Linked DNA regions of Homo sapiens: region 1 is linked to region 2. A link is a loop called in an ENCODE intact Hi-C map of the cell type or tissue named here. Cell type or tissue: dorsolateral prefrontal cortex. All regions are shown on one strand. Each heading gives the region's core, and the rest is flanking DNA. Links, peaks and the distances in the headings are about the cores only.

Region 1 (2,919 bases), core at 225-2,724, 66 kb after region 2:
AAATCCTACACATCCAGTGATTTACCCCACAGATTTGTGATCTTGGAAAATATTCCTTTTCATCACCATCCAGTCCATGTGGAAAGCAAGAACAAAATGAATTTTAAGAACATAGTACAGATAACAAAGCTGAGGGCTGGTGGCTGAAAGGCAATACACAAGCCAATGGTAGAAGGGGTCTTCCTTTCTTCATCTAAATGCAGGGAGGCATTTTTTGATTAGAGTTCTCTCACCCAGCCACTTTAACCAACTTCCGCTATAAATGCACATTTGCCCATATTTTATAATCAGCAGGACAAAAAACGCAAACACTTAAGTCTCCAAATAATAAAAGACTAAATGAAGAGGGATCATAAGAATGAATTTCTGTTTTTAAAATTCGAGGTTTGCTGGTGTTTAAAGGCAATGAAGCAATGCTTTTCCGGAATTTTTCACTATCCCGGTTTTGGTCTGTGTAAAACCTACACTTGTGCCATAATACCATTATAATAAAGAAATTTAAGTCAGCTAAAATTGGAGTAGAAAAATAACCTTACTTATAAAAGGAATATTATACTTTTTAAAAAATTCCCAGGATAGATATTTTGGACATATACTGTGTCTTATACATTCTTAAAGATATCCAGAAATTGGCATATGGACACTAACAGAAGTTTATTTAACAAACAAAATAAAACTTCAACTATAATCTCCTGTACCTATTTATTTTAACAGTGACTGTCATTTTAAAAAGAAAAAAAATCATTCTCTTAATGAAGTGATTTTCTCAACTAGGGCTCAGCAAACTTTTACTATAAAGGGCGAGATACATATTTCAGGTAAATATTTTAGATTTGTGGGCCATAAGGTCTTTCCTGCAACTCAACTCTGCAGCTGTAGTACAAATGTGCCCATAGACATTATATAATCAAATAGGCATGGCTGTTTTCAATAAAACTTTCCTTGTGGACACTAACATTTGAGTTGTATTCTCATGTCTCATGAAATCTCCTGATTTTTTAAAACTAATCAGAAATAAATTCAATAACGTTCTTAGTTTGTGAGCCATTCAAAAACAGGTTATAGGCCGGGTGCAGTGGCTCACGCTTGTAATCCCAGCACTTTGGGAGGCCAAGGCAGGAGAAAGACCAGCCTGGCCAACATGGTGAAATCCCATCTCTACTAAAAATACAAAAATAAGCCAGGCATGGTGGCAGGTGCCTGTAATACCAGCTACTCGGGAGGCTGAGGCAGGAGAACTGCTTGAACCTGGGAAGTGGAGGTTGCAGTGAGCCAAGATTGTGCCACTGCACTACAGCTTAGGCGACGGAACAAGACTCTGTCTCAAAAGCAAAAAACAAAACAAAACAAAAACAGGCTACAGGCCAATTCTGGCCAGCAGGCTATAGTTCTACCAACCCCTGTTCTAAACAGCAATCAAAAAGATATCCCAATCACGAGATTACGTTGAAAAATGATGAAACTACTTGGAGAGAGACTTCTTCAGCCAGAATCACTGCTCAACTTACAGGAGCACCATTGCTGTATCACCCAGCCGTGGGGAGGAAGACCTGTACACACATCACAATGCCACTCTGCTTGCTGCCAAGGAGTGCAGGCATGGGACAAAAGCCTCTTTTTTCCTACTCTGGAAAAGTAGCTAATTCATTTTGCAACATAATTCAGAAGTGGAGGAGAAGGGTATTGACAGAATGCCCATGGAAACATTATGTCCCTATTCTTGGATTAATTTAAATTTCACTACATTACAGGTGACCTTGCATATATCTGTAAATGAAGGAAGCTAATTTGATGTAAAAACAAGTGGCTCAACTGAAAAGAAAATCTCCACAGAGTGGAAGTTCCACAATATAAAAGGGACCACTCACTGCTTTTAGCGAAGTCTATGTACCCAAGTTTAGAGTCAATTCCAGCAGAAGTTTACATGGCTACATACCTAAACCTGTTTCTCCTGCTTTTCCACCATCAACATAAAAAAATGGCCAAACCACACAAACGGGGGCAACCAAGGGCTATGGATCCAGAGAGTTTACCTGGTTCTCTTACAGGTTCAGTGTTTACATCAAGGCCCCTAAATTAGCAACACATCCACCAGACCAACTTTCTTATGAGATAGGGAGGAAGAGTAATGATGCCAGCCTTTGAGGAGGGAAAGATGTTTAGCTTAGTTCAGAGCTACATCTGCTAAATTTTTTCAGAACAGAAGAGAATCAAGTTCTACTTTAAAAGTAGGTTGCCATTATATCTTTTTTTTTCCAATTTAAACATCTATAACAATTCTTGCCTCCACAGACATTCTCTTTATAAGGAGAAAGAGATATTAGAGTGTCACATCAAAAACAACATTCATAATTCCCAAGCAATTTGAGAACAAAAACTCATTTCAAGTTCAGGAACAGAAAATACAAACAGAGTTCAAACACTGTCAGATATCTCAAATGAACACATATTATCTATAAAAAGATTAATGTGAAAAGACAAGCAACGATTTTTACATAGATTAGCTACCACACTAAGAAGATCTGAAAATTATTCCTTAATTTAGAACTGTCCTGAAAGCCAGCACAGTATATCTGCCATATCGTATGTTGAAGACACAGAGCATGAAAGATAACAACAGATGATAACCTTATTAACTTCCAGCCACTTAAGCAAGGTCACTCATTAGACATTAAACACGATAATTATAAACTTTAAATAATCATCTGACAGGTTTCTTTTAAAATTCAGTCACATCATTTCAGAGTCCCGCCTCGCTCCTGGATGTCTCAAAATTGCATCAGGCATGGGCTAGAGAAATTATAAAAGATCCATACACTGAGATGCCAAAATGATGTTATAGAAAGATATTCACAATGCTTTTGTTGTGCAGCACCAAAAATCCAGGTTATAAAGCAATATGACTTCATTTTTATTTAA
Region 2 (2,919 bases), core at 166-2,665:
TGTGGTCATGGCCACTGTAGTAGACAGTGCAGCTCTGTGGCCTCAGCCCACAGAGATGAGCCTAGGATGCTTTGCATTGCAGAACTGTCTTTCTCTTAACGCTTGAGCTATTGGGAAATCAGAGCCATGTTATTTATCATGAAAGAGCATTTGATTAAAAGTATAAAATATCCTAGGTCAGATGGCTCACTGTAGTTGCAGGGGAGACAGTGAATTGCTGACCATGCACTGTGATACATCAAAATATAGGGACATTCAGGCACCTCCTCAGCCTACTGAATCAGGATCTTTGGGGTGAGTCTAGAAAACAGATTTTTAAGTACAGGTTTTAATATGATAATAAGTGGTGCCTGTTATTAATGGGAGGACATTGAATCCCAGAGAGAATGAATGACTCACTCATGTTCTTCTCATAGTTAGGGGTCAGCTAGACCTAGAACCTCACTTGGACCCACTAGACACCTTTCCACGCCCTCACCACAATCACTGCCAACTGCTATTCCAGCACAATTCTTGCCAAGAAAATACCTGCTGTCATGTGACAGGTATCAGCACACTTTAGGAGCAGTCAAGACAACTTCCTAAGAAGGTAAACTATATTTTCCCAACTTACCAAATTAGAGTAAGAAGAATAGATTTCTTCCTTTAATCTGGCTTTGTCTCAGACTGGAAGTGCTCTCTTGTCCAGTTAGAAACTAATCGTGATAAAATTAGTAGGCCAGAAGGACACTCATGGCCCATCTTTAACAGGATTTATAGCCCTGGTTCCTTTTCTTGTTGCCTCTGTGGAAATGTGCAAGCATACACATAGTTAGGAAGGTTTGAAGGAAATGCCTTAGAGAAGTCTCAGTGACCAAGAAAAGCTAGTCAAATTGCCAGCTTCGGCCACAGCCATGTGTTAAAATGCTCTGCAGACCCAAGTGTGATCATGAAACAAGTACAGCAAGAACAGCAGGTCTGTAAACATCCTGATGACAATGGGGAACAAACAGCTGGGCCGAGACCAGATCGGTTCAGGCAAATGTGCTCGTGCTTTTGATCCAAGTGCAAGATGAGCGGATGCAGGGGAGGCGGCAGCTGCGGCACAGCTGGACTCAGGAGGCATGTGATAGCGTGACTTGCAAATCATGCTGGAAAAATTCATTCTACTAAGCTTGGACGTGAACACAGTCACGTGGGGCCCATCAGCTCACACACTGCAGCCAAGAGCGAGACAGAAATGCAACCGGGCTAATAAGAGGCGTCAGGCCCACTTCTAGTTGGACACGGCTGTCTTTCAGGGAAGGAATGGGACAGGAAATGCACTATATTTGGAAATGACTCTAAATTTAGAATGAAAGACTGACTTGAGAATACTGAAAACTTGATTGAGAGATACTTAAATGTATTTTATAAGCATGGAAGGCATTTACTGGGGTCTCTACCATAGTGTTTTTTGCTTGTTTGTTTGTTCGTTGAAGACAAGGTCTCACTGTGTCACCCAGACTGGAGTGCAGTGGCACAATCACAGCTCACTGCAGCCTCAACCTCCTGGGCTCAAGTGTTCCTCATGCGTCAGCCTCCAGAGTAGCTGAGGCTACTTGACCACAGGCAAGCACCACATGCCTGGCTAATTAAAAAAATTTTTTTTTGTAGAGATGGTATCTCCCTGTGTTGCCCTGGCTGGTCTCAAACTCTTGGGCTAAAGTGATCCTTCCACTTCAGCCTCCTAAAGTGCTGGGATTGCAGTTGGGAGCCACAGCTCCTGGCTTCATAGTGTTTAATATGAAAGGCTATTCTGATCTTTCCTACTGGTCTAGCACTTTGGGGTTTGCAAAGAGCCTTACATTCACTTTCACTTCACCAATGAGTAAATAAGCCTCAGAAAAACTGAGTAAATACTAGAGCTCCAGTGGCGCAATCGGTTAGCGCGCGGTACTTATACAGAAAAACTGAGTAAATACTGAATGTATGTGTGTGTAGACATACAATATTACATGATGTGCTATTAATATAGCATGTGTATATATACTGTTTTACACATATTTATATATATTATCATACTATATATGCATATATGCATACTATTATAATCATTCATTTAACAAATATTTATTGAGCAATTACTTAGGTACCGGGCACAGTGCAGTATATCAACAAGGGTAAGGGATGCAGACATTGCAACTCTCATGGAACTCAGAGCCTAGTTAGGAAGAAAACCATTGCATAAACAATCACAACATAAATATGATTAGAGTCTGGAGTAAGTGCTACAAAAGAAAAGTCTAAGAGGTCACAAGAGTATAAGAAGAGGGTCTGCCTTGCCTGGAGCATCAGATGCTCCCCTGAGGAAGGAGCCTGTGAGCTGAGCGGTCCGGATGAGCAGGTGTTTTCTACAGTCTGTGCATTGTGTCTGCTGAGAATCTGGAAATTAAAAATGCTGCTGTTGGGGGTTTCACCATGTACGGACGAGGCAGGAGTTCCTCCAAAAAATACAAATTCCATGAGGTTAAATCAGACCTCTCAGCCCCAATCAAAAGGTAAGGACTTCGTGGAAGCTAAGGTCAAAGTCCAATCGATTTAATAGACCCTGAGAATGTAACATCCTATGGAAGCTGAAATCTAAGTGCAGGTTAGTTCTCCCAATTGCTTTCTGCCCTTTAAGGTTAGAGAAAGATGACAGCAAGAAGCATAAAACTCAGTTGTGGCTCTCAGAGCAGTCCTTGTTTTGAGGTTTTCTTTTTTCTGTCTTCTCCTTTCCCCCCTGTCTCCTCTCTGTCTTTGTCCTCCTTCCTCTACCTTCTTTATTTTTCACTGTTATAGATTAGTACCATCTATTCTATTAATATTGACTATAAATGCATGTTTTCTTCATGTTAAATGCCTATCAATTGTCTTCTACCTTCCAAAAGTTAAAAATGTATATATGATATGGCAAAA

The links. A loop is a pair of places that touch in the nucleus more often than their neighbours do. Peaks named below come from ENCODE experiments on the same cell type or tissue, not always from the same donor. Only the 100,000 strongest peaks of a DNase experiment are listed, where the experiment ranks them.
Region 1: a loop joins it to region 2, with 4 times the contacts of the local background. A loop is called at or near these places in 2 of 110 quality-filtered maps.

What each region holds. Positions count from the first base shown.
Region 1 is chr4:54,716,525-54,719,443 of GRCh38, reverse strand. All of the region lies in intron 7 of KIT (KIT proto-oncogene, receptor tyrosine kinase), which reads right to left. Among named protein-coding and RNA genes, the nearest start is that of KIT, 60 kb to the right of the region's middle. In dorsolateral prefrontal cortex, for the core only: no CTCF peak of the experiment used is centred there; a DNase peak (open chromatin) is centred at 1,552; H3K27ac peaks cover 1,022 bases.
Region 2 is chr4:54,782,536-54,785,454 of GRCh38, reverse strand. All of the region lies in intron 2 of LOC105377657 (a long non-coding RNA gene), which reads right to left. Among named protein-coding and RNA genes, the nearest start is that of LINC02358, 61 kb to the left of the region's middle. In dorsolateral prefrontal cortex, for the core only: a CTCF peak has its summit at 1,184; a DNase peak (open chromatin) is centred at 1,124; H3K4me3 peaks cover 705 bases; H3K27ac peaks cover 1,752 bases.